Linked DNA regions of Homo sapiens: region 1 is linked to region 2. A link is a loop called in an ENCODE intact Hi-C map of the cell type or tissue named here. Cell type or tissue: Calu3. All regions are shown on one strand. Each heading gives the region's core, and the rest is flanking DNA. Links, peaks and the distances in the headings are about the cores only.

Region 1 (9,310 bases), core at 3,964-6,463, 57 kb after region 2:
ATCAGCATCTGTGAACTATGGTTATGTAAGTAAATAAGTAAATATCCTTATCTGAAGTATCTAGAGGTACAGGGCCATGATTTATGCCACTCATTCTCAAACGGTTCAGGAAAAAATATTAGATATGTATAGTAAGAAAACAAATGGGGCAAATATTAATAATAGATGAATCTGGGTAAAGATTATAAGAGTTTCTTTACGCTATATGATAAACTTTCTATAAGTTATAAATTATATCTAAACAAAAAGTTAAAGCATAAAATGACAAACCAATTTAAAAATGGGTGAAGAGCCGGGCATAGTGGCATGGACCTGTAGTCCCAGCTACTCTGGAGGCTGAGGTGGAAGGATCACTTAAGCCTGGGAGGTTGAGGCCACAGTGAGCTATAATCATGCCACTGTACTCCAGCTTGGGCAACAGAGTGAGATCCCATCTCTAAAGAAAAAAAACATCAGGGGGACAAAAATGGGCCAAGGAGTTGAACAGACATTTCTCTGAAGATATACAGGTGACCGACAAGCACATAAAAAGATGTTCAGGCTGGGCACAGTAGCTCACGCCTGCAATCCCAGCACTTTAGGAGGCTCAGGTGGGTGGATCACAAGGTTGGGAGTTCGAGACCAGCCTGGCCAACATAGTGAAACTCCATATCTACTAAAAATACAAAAATTAGCTGGGCGTGGTGGCATGTGTCTGTAATCCCAGCTATTTAGGAGGCTGAGGCAGGAGAACTGCTTGAACCCGGGTGGCAGAGGTTGCGGTGAGCTGAGATCACACCACTGCACTCTAGCCTGGGTGACAGAGCGAGACTTCATCTCGGGGGAAAAAAAAAAAAAGAAAGAAAAATGTTCAACATCACAAGTCATTAGGAAAATGGCAGATTGAAGCCACCATAAGATATCAGTTCGTACCCACTAAGACGGCTATAATTTTAAAAAGAGAGAGAGAGGAAATAACAAATGTTGGTGGAGAGATTGAAAGCCTCATGCATTGCTGGGAATGTGGAGTAAGGCAGCCGCAGTGGAACAAAGTTTGGCAGTTCCTCCAAAGGTTAAACATAAAATTACCATATGGCCCTGCAATTCCAATCCTAGGTATATATCCAAAAGAACTGAAAACAGGCCAGGTACAGTGGCTCACACCTGTAATCCCAGCACTTTGGGAGGCCGAGGCAGGTGGATCACGATGTCAGGAGTTCAAGACCAGCCTGGCGAAGACAGTGAAACCCTGTCTCTACTAAAACTACAAAAAAATTATCCAGGCACGGTGGCAGGCGCCTGTAATCCCAGCTACTCGGGAGGCTGAGGCAGGAGAATCACTTGAACCCAGGTGGCAGAGATTGCAGTGAGCCTACATTGCACCACTGCACTCCAGCCCGGGTGACAGAGTAAGACTCTGTCTCAAAAAAAAAAAAAAAAAAAAAAAGAATTGAAAACAAAGACTATTTTGAGCCTCTAATCTCAGCACTTTGGGAGGCCAAGGCAGACGGATCGCTTGAGGTCAAGAGTTCAAGGCTGGGCGCGGTGGCTCACACCTGTAATCCCAGCACTTTGGGAGGCTGAGGCAGGTAGATCACAAGGTCAGGAGATCGAGACCATCCTGGCTAACACGGTGAAACCCTACCTCTATTAAAAATACAAAAAGTTAGCTGCGCATGGTGGCGGGCGCCTGTAGTCCCAGCTGCTCAGGAGGCTGAGGCATGAGAATGGCATGAACCCAGGAGGCGGAGCTTACAGTGAGCCAAGATCACGCCACTGCACTCCAGCCTGGGCGACAGGGTGAGATTCCATCTCAAAAAAAAAAAAAAAAGAGTTTGAAATCAACCTGACCAACATGGTGAAACCCCGTCTTTACTAAAAAATCCAAAAAATTTAGCTGGGCATAGTGGCACACACCTGTAGTCCCAGCTACTCGGGAGGCTGAGGCATGACAATTGTTTGAACCCTGGAGGGAGAGGTTGCAATGAGCCAAGATGGGACCACTGTACTCTAGCTGGGGCAACAGAGCAACTTTGTCACTCTGTCTCAAAAAAAGAAAAAAAAAAAAGAAAAGAAAAGAAAACAAAGACTCAAACAAATACTTGTACATAAATGTTCATGGCAGCACTGTTCATAACAGCCAAAAGGTGGAAACAGCTTAAACGCCCATCTGATAAATGGGTCAAGAAAATGTGGCATAATCATACAATGGAATAGTATCCAGTCATAAAGAGGAAGGAAGTACTGATTCATGCTACAACACGGATAGACCTTAAAAACATTATGCTGGCTGGTCACAGTGGCTCACGCCTGTAATCCCAGCACTTTGGGAGCCCGAGGCAGACAGATCACCTGAGGTCAAGAGTTTGAGACCAGGCTGATCAACAAGGTGAGACTCCATCTCTACTAAAAATACAAAAATAATCCGGGTGTGGTGGCACCGCACTTGTAATCCCAGCTACTCAGAAGGCTGAGGCAGGACAATGGCTTGAACCTAGGAGGTGGAGGTTGCAGTGAGCCGAGATTGTGCCACTGCACTCCAGCCTGGGCGACAGAGTGAGACTCCGTCTCGGAAAAAAAAAAAAAGAAAACATTATGCTAAGTGAAAGACACCAGACACAAAAGGCCACATATTGTATGATTCCATTTATAGAAAATATCCTGCACAGGTATAGTCACAGAAACAGAAAGTAAATGGTTCCTAGAGGCTAAGAGGAGAGGAAAATGCTTAATGGGAAGACAGTCCCCTTGGAGAGTGATGAAAATGTTTCAAAACTAGATAGAGGAGATGGTGTCACAACACTCTGAATCCACTCAATGCCACTGAATTATATCCTTTAAAATGGTTACAATTTTAAGTAATGTAATTACCTCAATTTTTAAAAAACATTAAAGAAGCCGGGCTTGATGGCTCGTGCCTATAGTTTCAGCTACTTGAGAGGCTGAAGTAAGAGGATTGCTTGAGCCCAGGAGTTTGAGAACAACCTGGGCAACACAGCAAGATCCTATTTCTTTAAAAAAAAGTTAAAGCAAACAAACAAAAAAGTAGGAGCTTTACAGTCTGACCGGCCTGGATTCAAAATCAAATTTTGCTACTTTCTAGTTGTGTGCCTCAGGCAAGTCTCTAACCTCTCTGAGCCTCCGAGTTCTCATTTGTTTTCTTGTTTAGAGACAGAGTCGCCCCAGGCTGGAGAGCAACTGTGCAATCTCAGCTCACTGCAACCTCCGCCTCCTGGGTTCAAGCCATTCTCCTGCCTCAGCCTCCCGAATAGCTCGGACTACTGGCACACACTGCCATGCCCAGATAATTTTTTGTATTTTTAGTAGAGACAGGCTTTCGCCTTGCTGACCAGGCTGGTCTAGAATTCTTGACTTCAGGTGATCCGCCTGCCTTGGCCTCCCAAAGCGCTGAGATTACAGGCATGAGCCACCATGCGTGGATAATTTTTTGTATTTTTAGTAGAGACAGGATTTCGTCATGCTGACTGGGCTGGTCTCGAATTCCTGAGTTCAGGTGTTCTGCCTGCCTCGCCCTCCCAAAGTGCCGGGATTACAGGCGTGAGCCACCACGCCTGGATAATTTTTTGTATTTTTAGTAGAGACAGGCTTTCGCCATACTGACTAGGCTGGTCTCGAACTCCTGACTTCAGGTGATCTGCCTGCTTCGGCCTCCCAAAGTGCTGGGATTAAGGCACGAGCCACTGCGCCCAACCAGTGTTCTCATTTGTGATAGAGAATAATAAGATGGGTTGGGCGTTGTGGCTCATGCCTGTAATCCCAGCACTTTGGGAGGCCAAGGCAGGCAGATCACCTGAGGTCAGGAGTTTGAAACCAGTCTGGCCAACATGGTGAAACCCCGTCTCTACTAAAAATATAAAAACTTAGCCGGGCGTGGTGGTGCATGCCTGTAATCCCAGCTACTCGGGAGGCTGAGGCAGGAGAATCACTTGAACCCAGGAGGTAGAGGTTGCAGTGAGCCGAGATTGCGCCATGGTACTCCAGCCTCGGCAACAAGAGCAAGACTCAGTAAGTCTTAAAAAGAGAATAATATGACGATGTTTCAGGGGTTAATTGTGAGGATGAACTAATATAGATACACATACTGTTTCCAACATAGAGCTTGTCATGTGACAAACAGAGTGTAGAGTATTGTTATTGTGGTGGTGACGATGATGACGAGGTCCTTGGCATCCACTGCCTGGTTCAGCCGCATACCGTCTCGGTGACCACCCACATGGGGTCTACAGTTGGTGAATGAAGGGGAAGTTCAAGATCATCCATGCGCACGTGCAGGCGGTCTCGCATCCTGCTTCAGAACCTGTACTCCGCAGCTAGACTCACTGCTCACTGGCCATAGGATCTCAGGCAGATCACTCAACCTCTCTCCATCTCAATTTTCTCACCTACAAAATGGGGATGGCCAGGCACAGTGGCTCGTGAATGTCATCCCATTACTTTGGGAGGCCAGGACAGGCAGATCGCTTGAGTTCAGAGTTGGAGATCAGCCTGGGCAACACGGCGAAACCCCGTCTCTACTAAAAATGTAAAAATTAAGGCCGGGCGCGGTGGCTCACGCCTGTAATCCCAGCACTTTGGGAGGCTGAGGCGGGTGGATCACCTGAGGTCAGAAGTTCGAGACCAGCCTGACCAACATGGTGAAACCCCGTCTCTACTAAAAAAAAAAATTTTTAATACAAATACAGATACAAAAATTAGCCAAGGATGGTGGTGCATGCCTGTAATCCCAGGATCACCTGAGCCCAGGAGATCAAGACTGCAGTGAGCCGTGATCGCACCACTGCACTCCCACCTGGGCGACAGAGTAAGACTCTTGTCTTGAAAATAAATAAATATAAAACAAATAAAATGGGGATAAAAATAGTACACACCTCATGGGACTGTTGTGGCTTGAATACGATGATGTTTGAAAAGTGCCTAGAACTATGCTTGGTATGGAGGAAGTATTGTGAGTGTTAAATATAATGGGGTTTTCCCCAGCACATGTAGATGAAACTTTGTTCTCAGCCCCTGCCCTCAGAGCCAAAGAGTAGTGGGCAGAGCTACATCCACAAGTGTGAGTGCATGAGGAGAAGGTGGGCACACGAGCACCCACACCCCCACTCACACACACTCATGCAAACCACACAGCAGTGGGGACCTTGGCAGCCCCCACCTAGCAGCTGCTGCCCCAAACAGGACCTTTCCAGGGTCCAGCCCTCACCTTTACCCAACAAGAAAGAGACGCTGTGGTGGTTTTCAGAGCCAGTCAGGGACTAGGGAGGGGTTCTTGAGGCCAGAACTCCCAGGAGTTGGGCAAGTCAGGGAGGCTAGGTGTTAGCCAGGAGAGCAGCATTAGAATATATCCAACTGGCCAGGTGCGGTGGCTCACACCTCTAAAACCAGCTACTGGGGAGGCTGAGGTGGGAGGATGGCTTGAGGCCAGGAGTTCGACGCTGCAGTGAGCTACGATCGTGCCATTGCACTCCAGACCGGGCGACAGAGCAAAACCCTGTCTCCAAAAAAAAAAAAAAAAAAAGAAGACATCATGCTGAGTGAAATTACCCAGATGCAAAAGATAAATATTGATTGTATGATTCTACTTATATGAGATTTATAGAATAAGTGAATTTTTTAATTAATTATTAATTTTAATTTTATTTTATTTATTTGTTTCTTTTTGAGACGGAGTCTCACTCTGTCACCCAGGCTGGAGTGTAGTGGAACGATCTCAGCTCACTGCAACCTCCACCTCCTGGGTTCAAGCGATTCTCCTGCCTCAGCCTCCCGAGTAGCTGGGATTACAGGCACGTGCCCCCCACGCCCAGCTAATTTTTGCATTTTTAGTAGAGATGGGATTTTGCCATGTTGGCCAGGCTGGTCTCGAACTTCTGACCTCAGGTGATCTTCCTGCCTTGGCCTCCCAAAGTGCTGGGATTACAAGCCTGAGCCACCGCGCCCGGCCATTTATTTATTTTATTCATTCATTTATTTATTTATTTATGAATGACAAGGTCTGGCTCTGTCACCCAGGCTGGAGTACAGTGGCACAATCTCAGCTCATTGCAATTTCCTTCTCCCAGGTTCAATCCATCCTCCCACCTCTGCCTCCCGAGTAGCTGGGACTACAGGCACACGCCACCATGCTGGCTAATTTTTTGCATTTTTTGTAGAGACAGGGTTTTGCCACGTTGCCAAGGCTGGTCTCAAACTCGTGAGCTCAAGCAATCTGCCCACCTCAGGCCTTTCAAGGTACTGGGATTACAGATGAGAGCCACGGCGCCTGGACTAGAATATGTGAATTTACAGAGACCAAAAGTAGAATAGAGGTTAGGAGGGACTGAATGGGGGCGAGTGAGAAATGGGGTCATTGCTTAATGGGCACAGAGTTTCAGTTGGGGATGATGAAAAAGTTTCACAGATGGAGGGTGGTAATGGTTGCACAACGTGAGTGCATTTAGTACCTCTGAGCTTTACACTTAAAAATGGTTAAATTGAGGCCAGGCGCAGGGGCTCGCACCTGTAATCCCAGCACTTTGGGAGGCTGAGGCAGGCGGATCACCCGAGGTCAGGAGTTCAAGACTGGCCTGACCAAAATGGTGAAGCCCCGTGTCTACTAAAAATACAAAAATTAGCCGGGCGCGGTGGCTCACGCCTGTAATCCCAGCACTTTGGGAGGCTGAGGTGGGCGGATTACGAGGTCAGGAGATCGAGACCATCCTGGCTGACATGGTGAAACCCCGTCTCTACTAAAAATACAAAAACAAAATTAGCCAGGCATGGTGGCAGGCGCCTGTAGTCCCAGCCACTCGGGAGGCTGAGGCAGGAGAATGGCGTGAACCCGGGAGGCACAGCTTGCAGTAAGCTGAGATTATGTCACTGCACTCCAGCCTGGGTGACAGAGCAAGACTCTGTCAAAAAAAATACAAAATACAAAAATTAGTTGGGCGTGGTGGCACATGCCTGTAGTCCCAGCTACTTGGGAAGCTGAGGCAGGAGAATCGCTTGAACTCGGCAGGCAGAGATTGCAGTGAGCCGAGATCGCGTCACTGCACCCCAGTCAGGGCGACAGAGCAAGACTCTGTTTCAAAAAAAAAAAAAAGGCTAAATTGTAAATTCTATATTATTTTACCACAATTAAAAAAAAAGTAAATGGGGTTATTGTAATATCAGAACAGTGACAACATTCTAGATTCCCAGCTTCAGAGGCTGGTTAAATAAATTATGGTACCTCCAGGCCAGGCGCCGTGGCTCATGCCTGTAATCCCAGCACCTTGGGAGGCCGAAGCAAGCGGATCACCTGAAGTCAGGAGTTCGAGACCATCCTGGCCAACATAGAGAAACCCCGTCTCTACTAAAAATACAAAATTAGCCGGGCGTGGTGGCACATGCCTGTAATCCCAGTTATTTGGGAGGTTGAGGCAGGAGAATCGCTTGAACCCTGGAGGCGGAGGTTGCAGTGAGCTGAGATCCTGCCATTGCACTCCAGCCTGGGCAACAAGAGCGAAACTCCATCTCAAAAAAAAAAAAATTAAATTAATAAATAAATCATGGTACCTCCCTACAATGGGGCACCAGACAGCCCTGTACATGATGTTAGTCTATGTTGATCTGAAAGACGTTCAGAATTTGATGGTGAAAAATAAACAAGAGCCTACAAAATCCATGTCCAGGATAATTCCATTCAGATAAAAATAATAAAACACATCAAAGACAAACTTGTGAACTGGCCAGTCATAGCTTATTTGGCTGCTTTTTCTCGTGAATTCTGATACAGAAGCTTATTGGGGGCCAGGCGTGGTGGCTCACACCTGTAATCCCAGCACTTTGGGAGGCCAGGGCGGGCAGATCACCTGAGGTCAGGAGATAGAGACCAGCCTGGCCAACATGGTGAAACCCCGTCTCTACTAAAAATACAAAAAAATTAGCCGGGCATGGTGGTGGTGCCTGTAATCCCAGCTACTTGGGTGACTGAGGCAGGAGAATCCCTTGAACCCAGTAGGCAGAGGTTGCAGTGAGCCAAGATCGCACCACTGCACTCCAGCCTGGGCAACAAGAGCAAAACTCCATCTCAAAAAAAAAAAAAAAAAGCTCATTTGAGATGATTTTTAGTGGAGACCCTTCCAGAGTGGCTCCCATCAGAGTTTAAATTTATGTCCTTTTTTTAACAAAAGAAATGTCCAGCCTCACAGAATAGGAGGTGACAGGCTGGGCACAGTGGTTCACACCTGTAATTCCAACAGTTTGGGAGGCCAAGGTGAGAGGATTGTTTGAACCCAGGAGTTTGAGACCAGCCTGGGCAACAGGCCCCCATCGCTGCAAAAAAAAAAAAAAAAATTAGACAGGCATGGTGGTGGTGTGCCTGTAGTCCCAGCTACTCAGGAGGTTGAGGCAGGAGGATTGCAGGATTGCTTGAGCCAAGGAGGTTGAGGCTGTAGCGAGCTGTGATTGCATCACTGTACTCCAGCCTCAGTGACAGAGCAAGACCCTTAATCAAAAAAAAAAAAAAAAAGAAGGTCACAGGAAGTCACTCAGGAATCACTTTTTTTTTTTTTTGAAATGGAGTCTCCCTGTGTCACCCAGGCTGGAGTGCAGTGGTGCAGTCTCGGCTCATTGCAAGCTCCACCTCCCGGGTTCACGCCATTCTCCTGCCTCAGCCTCCTGAGTAGCTGGGACTACAGGCACCTGCCACCACACCCAGCTAATTTTTTGTATTTTTAGTAGAGACGGGGTTTCACTGTGTTAGCCAGGATGGTCTAGATCTCCTGACCTTGTAATCCACCCACCTCGGCCTCCCAAAGTGCTGGGATTATAGGCATGAGCCACCGAGCCCGGCCAGGAATCACTCTTCAGAAATCCCCAGGGAGTCATCTTTTATGTGATGAATCAATAAGGATGCTTTTGTCCGCAAGTAACAGCAGAAGTAACAGCAGCCAAACCAGGACATTCATTCGTTCTCTTGCACTGCAAATCAAGAAGTAGGCAGTTTCAGGGTTGATTAACTCAGTGGCTCCATGACATCATAAAAAACTCAGTGTTTTTCATCTTTCCCCCCTGAAATCTTTATAGTGTTGGCCTTTGATTACTTAATTAATTGCTATAAAACAAATCCCCCCAGAACTCATGGCTTTAAACAACAGTAGTCATTTATCTCTTGCATTTTTCAGTGGTCAGGAATTTGGGAGCAGCTGAGATGCAGGACTATGGCTCAGGGTCTCTTGTTGCCGTGAAGGGCTGCAGTCCCCTAAAGTCTTAACTGGGGCTGGGAGCTCTGTTTCCAAGGGGCCTCACTCACGTGGCAGGCAAGTTGGTGCTGCCTGTTGGCTCCTGTCTA
Region 2 (5,521 bases), core at 2,872-5,371:
AGGCACCACTCTCCCCTGGAAGGGGAGTCGGCTATGCCTCTCGGCCTCAACACTGACCCTCCTACAGTCTGTTCTCAACACAGCAGCCAGGGAGATGCTTTGGCAACATCAATCAGACCACCTCGGTGCTCCTCTCCTGGAAGCCCCACAGCAGCTCCCGTCTCACTCTGAGCAAAAGCCACTGTCTTTACAAGGACTGCCTGCTCTGGCCCCGTATCCCTCACCCCTACCACTGTCCCTCTTGCTTCTGCTGCAGCCACACTGGCCTCCTTGCTGATCCTCAAACATATCAGGTGCATTCCCATGGCAGGGCCTTTGCATTGATTGTCCCCACTGCCGGAAGCGTCTTTCCCCAGGTCGCTGAACGGCTCACTCCCTCGTTTCCTCCAGATCTTTGCTCTAGTTTCGCCTGTGCAGTGGGGATCCTTGCAGCCTGCACCTACCTGTCCCTTTTTTTTTTTTTTTTTTTTTTTTGAGACAGTCTTGCTGTCGCCCAGGCTGGAGTGCAGTGGCGAGATCTCAGCTCACTATAGCCTCCGCCTCCCGGGTTCAAGTGATTCTCCTGCCTCAGCCTCCTGAGTAGCTGGGACTACAGGTGTGTGCCACCGCACCTGGCTAATTTTTATATTTTTAGTAGAGACAGGGCTTCACCATGTTGCCCAGGCTGGTCTTGAACTCCTAACCTTGTAATCCGCCCGCCTTGGCCTCCCCAAGTACTGGGATTACAGGTGTGAGCCACCGCGCCCGGCCCCTTTCTCCTTCCTTTCCTGCTTTATACCTCTCCATAGCACTCGTCACCCTGAACATGCTATATCTTTAACCTTTTCTGTTTCTGGTCTGTCTTCACCAACTACAGTGTCAGTTTCTACAGGGGCCTGGACTTGGCCTCATTCTTTCACTCCCCAGCATCTGCAACCTTCCCTGGTACATAGCAGGGGTGTACTAAGCATTTCTGGATGAATGAACAAACAAACTGGCCAGGGATTCAGGGGGTGGCCAGTGCTGTCTGTCCCTAGGGTGCCGGCCCTGAGCCGGGCCTGGTGCAATGGGTAGGGTACCTGTGACAGGCTGCCAGGCCCGGGTCTCGTCTCTCTCCAGGTACAGCGCAGTCAGCAGGAAGCAGCCGCCCCCCAGGGCGATGACAAAGGCGCAGCACAGGAAGCTCTGCTGCAGGCTGCGGAAGCGCTGCAGATAGGAGTCAGGGCGCCTGGCCCGCAGGACACTAGAGATCTGCGGAGGAGAAGGGATGAGTCTGCCAGGCCCACCAGCCTGGCCCCCAGACCCTCCCCACCCCACACACGCAGACACGTCTTACAAGTCCTGTGAGATAGGGGCTGCCAGCGTCTCCCAGGATGTGGCCCACCGTGATCTGAAGTGCCTCTGCCGTCCCCCGGCATCTGGGCACCACCACAGACTGCAAAACATAGGCACAGCAGGGGGGCACCCCAAGTGAGGGCACCCTTGCCTGCTGTTCCCCACCTGCCAAGGACCTGCCTGGAGGAGTGACAGGCCATTCAGGTGAGTGGGATGGGAGGGAGTCGACGGTCCCCAAGGTCTAAAGTCCCACCCCAGAACATCAAGACATCAAGCCCATCTGAAGCTTCCCCAGTGCCCCAGGATGGGGGTGCCAAGGCCCCTGATCAGGGCCACCCCTCTTGAGAGTTTGCTCTTGAACTGGGAAGGAACCAGGCATGCATGTGACCACAGTGAATGAGGCTGGGGTGTCCCAGCTCAGGGGCCCAGGATGCAGCAGCACAAGCGGGCAGGGCGAAGAGCGGGTGCATGCCAGGTGTCTGCATGTGCAGGCAATTGGGCAGGGGTGGTACGGAGGGCTCAGTCCTCTCAGGAACCTCAAGGCCCCTGGGGCAGAGACCAAAGGCGGCCTTGCTGGAGAAGCCCGCACGACTCCACGGACAAGGCTGAGAACATAAAGAAGATGAACTCTGGGCCAGGCGCGGTGGCTCACGTCTGTAATCCCAGCACTTTGGGAGGCCAAGGCGGGTGGATCACCCGAGGTCAGGAGGTCAAGACCAGCCTGGCAACATGGTGAAACCCTGTCTCTACTAAAAATACAAAAACTAGCCGGCGTGGTGGCACATGCCTGTAATCCCAGCTACTCGGGAGGTTGAGGCAGGAGAATTGCTTGAACACGGGAGGCGGAGGTTGCAGTGAGCTGAGATCGTACCACTGCAATCCAACCTGGGCAACAAGAGCAAAATCCCATCTCAAAAAAAAAAAAAATAAAAAAAATAAAGAACTCTGGTGTCACACACTCAGGTTCCGATCCAGATCCCCACTCGCTAGCTGTGTGACTTTGAGCAAACTGTTTCACCTTTCTTCCCTCAGTCTCTCCATCCCCAAGTGGGGGTAATAATGGTACTGATCTTGAGAGTTTTATTCATTATCGTTATTCGTCTGCTACCTGGAGGCTTCGTGTGGACATCAGACCAAAATAACGCTCTGAGACAGGATGCTCCAGGCCCTTGAACTCAGCTGCGCCTTCTGCCTGGCGTGCCTTCCACTCTCTGGTCCAGCTGGAGCATCTATATTTGTCATTTAGGACTTACGTTTCGGTCATCTCCTCTGTGAAGCCCTCTCAGAGTTCAGGTACCTGCCCTGAGCTCCCGCAACTCCTATGCACACCCCTAATTAACGCATGTCTCCCAGAACTGGGAGGGGCCCTTTCTCTGTCCACCACCCCTTATTCCCTATGTTGTGTGGGCAACAAAGACCCTTAATTTCTCTTGGGGTCCCTGCAAGACACCAGGCACAGAGGGGACTAGCTGAAAGTTTGCCAACCAAATAACTCAAGTAGGTCCATCTGGGAGACTATTCCCAGGAGAAAGTCTGCCAGAACCCAGGGCTACAGCAGGGGATGGAAGGAGGGAGGGGGAGGGGACTCAAGCAGAGACCACATGGTCACATGAACCCAACTGGACAGCCACAGGGGCGCTTACACCCTGGAGCCGTATCCCCAAGACCTAGGTGTCCATGATCTGAGGCCTTGAGTTAATCAATATTAGCTGGGCACAGTGGCTCACACCTGTAATCCCAGCACTTTGGGAGACTGAGGCAGGTGGATCACTTGAGGTCAGGAGTTCAAGACCAGCCTGGCCAACATGGCGAAATCCCATCTCTACTAAAAATACAAAAATTAGCTGGGTGTGGTGGCGCGTGCCTATAATCCCAGCTACTCAGGAGGCTGAGGCAGGAGAATCGCTTGAACCCGGGAGGTGGAGGTTCTAGTGAGCCGAGGTGGCACCACTATACTCCAGCCTGAGTGAAAGAGCAAGATCCTGTCTCAAAAAATAATAATAAAATAATAATAATTGCCAACATTTATTGAATGCTTGCTGTATACATTTTATATATCAACTTGAACAACCCATGAGAGGGAGATGATGATCACCTGCATTTTTACAGATGAGGAAAACCTCCACAGGGAGGGCAAGTGACTTGCCCAACATCACCCAGCCTGAAATAACAGGGCTGAGAGAGGATTGCAGGCCTTCTCCCTCTAGGATCTGGCCTTTTGACCACTCTGCTGTGATGGGCAAGGAGGAGCCGGTGTTTCTAGCAATATTTATGCATTTGTAATAGAACATTCAGAAATCTGAGAAAGATGAGGAGGACAAGTTCATCACTAGCCCTGTAAACGGATGGCAGAGTAACTGGCAAAGAGACGGGGAAAGGCATTCCAGGCAGGGGACAGTGTAAGCGACGGTGTGGAGGGAGGATCCCAGGGACACGATCTCTGGATTCCAGAATCCCAGGGGACAGATGCAGGGGGTTTGGTGGTGGGCAGGGCAGAGTGGCAGGAGGCACTGTAGTGACTCGCTGGTCCCAGGGTCACTGGGACTGAGCCACCATGTACAGGTGGCAAGAGAAACCGGGCCTCTTGCCATCACCAGGATCTGTCAACAGGCCTGAGAAGGAACTGACCAACAGCTTTGCACCTTCCCCAAGGACTTCCTTCTCACCCCATAATTATGTGATTACTCACTGGTGGCTCTGGGAAGGCAGGTGAGGCTTCCTGGAGGGAGGAACCTGAATGTTCAGAAAGGTCCACATGGAGGCTGGGGCTGCTGGGACCCCCACAGTTAGGTCCAGGTAGGCTGGCCCCTTCCTCCTCTCCCAGGAACCCCAACCTGCTGGGCCCAGCTCAGTCACTGCTGCCAGTGGCGAGAGAGGTGGGTCTCCCCCAGCCTGTTCCAAGTCCTCATTGTCTCCGTGCAGCCAGCAGCCAAGGCTGGGCCCACAGAAGCTGGAGAGCCCAGGGGGTAATTTCAGAAATAAGAGGCTTTGGGTTCCCAAAAATCCAGGCTCACTCTATTCTGAGACAAAAACACCTCTGTTTCTGGCTCTCCCTTCTTAGAAGGGCCGTTCCCTTTATAGCCGAGGGCGAAACCAGGGCCACCCAAGGGCTTGCAGCAAGTCGGAGCAGCAGCCACCAGGCAGCCTGCCTCCTGCACCCCCACCCAGGCCTCGCCCCCAGACGCCCCTGAGAGGGTGAGACAGGCCAGTGAGCAGACAGCTACCTGGGGGGCAGAGGCTGAGCAGGGAAGCATGGAGACCTGGGGCAGGGGGAGAACGCAGAGGTGACAACTCTCCGGGGAACTGTGGGGACGTCTGCTGAGGGGTGGGAGATGAGCCTGTGGCTGGATTCCAGGACCCCAGAGGACAGGGCTGAGAAAGAGGGAATGAGCTCCCCTTCTGCTCTAGCCCCCCAACTGGTTGGGATCCAGAGATCGTGCCCCTGGGATCCTCCCTCCACACCTTTGCTTACACTGTCCCCTGCCTGGAGGGGGATTGGGGTGAGCTGGCTCTGGGCCATCCTGAGTGGGGCGGGGACAGACAGCAGGGCTGGGAGGGAGCTGAAGACCTCATGACTAGGTTTCGGGAGGCAGGGAGCTCTGCCTGGGGAGATGCGGGTTCAGGGGACACGATCTCAGTCTCCAGGGAGCAGGGCCCCTCTATGGCCCAGCGGGGCCAAGGGGAGGCTGGCAGAGGTGGGTCTTGGCTGTGACTGAACCAAATCATTTTCATCAACAGAAACCCCCCGAGAGGCAGGGGCTGCCCGAGGTATGCAGAACGAGCTCCCCATTGGAGGCGTATGTCAACAAGGGGATGGCTAGAATTTGGCAAAGCATTTATGGACTGGGGAGCTTGCGGCGTGAGACCAGTGTTCTCAAAGCGTGCTCTACGGAATGCTACGGCAGGATCACTTGGGAAGTTCATCAGAAATGCAGGTCCCTGGACCCCAGCACGGACCCACTGAATCAGACTCAGAGGACACAGGGCCTGGAATCTGGGTTTGTCACAAGCTCCCTCAAATCTGACTCTCATGCACAATGACGTCTCCAAGCCACCGGACCGGAGAGCCCCTGAGGTCCCTTCTCCAGAGATAACCTGGATTCTCCCCATTGTGGAGATGGCATCAAAGAGAACAGTGTCCTGGACAGGCGCAGTGGCTCACACCTATAATCCCAGCATTCTGGGAGGCCAAGGGGGGCGGATCATG

Evidence for each region. Hi-C counts contacts between places; a loop is a spot of excess contacts. Peaks named below come from ENCODE experiments on the same cell type or tissue, not always from the same donor. Only the 100,000 strongest peaks of a DNase experiment are listed, where the experiment ranks them.
Region 1: it touches region 2 in a loop (4-fold over the local background); 26 of 110 quality-filtered maps call a loop at or near these places.

Annotation. Positions count from the first base shown.
Region 1 is chr17:4,422,638-4,431,947 of GRCh38, reverse strand. No RefSeq gene overlaps it. Among named protein-coding and RNA genes, the nearest start is that of SPNS3, 6.6 kb to the left of the region's middle. In Calu3, for the core only: no CTCF peak of the experiment used is centred there; a DNase peak (open chromatin) is centred at 5,247.
Region 2 is chr17:4,482,121-4,487,641 of GRCh38, reverse strand. SPNS3 (SPNS lysolipid transporter 3, sphingosine-1-phosphate (putative)) reads right to left here. Exons shown (of 12, transcript NM_182538.5): 10 at 1,316-1,414; 11 at 1,059-1,230. It overlaps LOC124903899 (a long non-coding RNA gene), which reads left to right and starts at 1,190. Exons shown (of 2, transcript XR_007065583.1): 1 at 1,190-1,518; 2 at 5,053-5,521. RefSeq lists an enhancer at 1,120-1,199. In Calu3, for the core only: no CTCF peak of the experiment used is centred there; DNase peaks (open chromatin) are centred at 3,951, 4,471 and 4,831.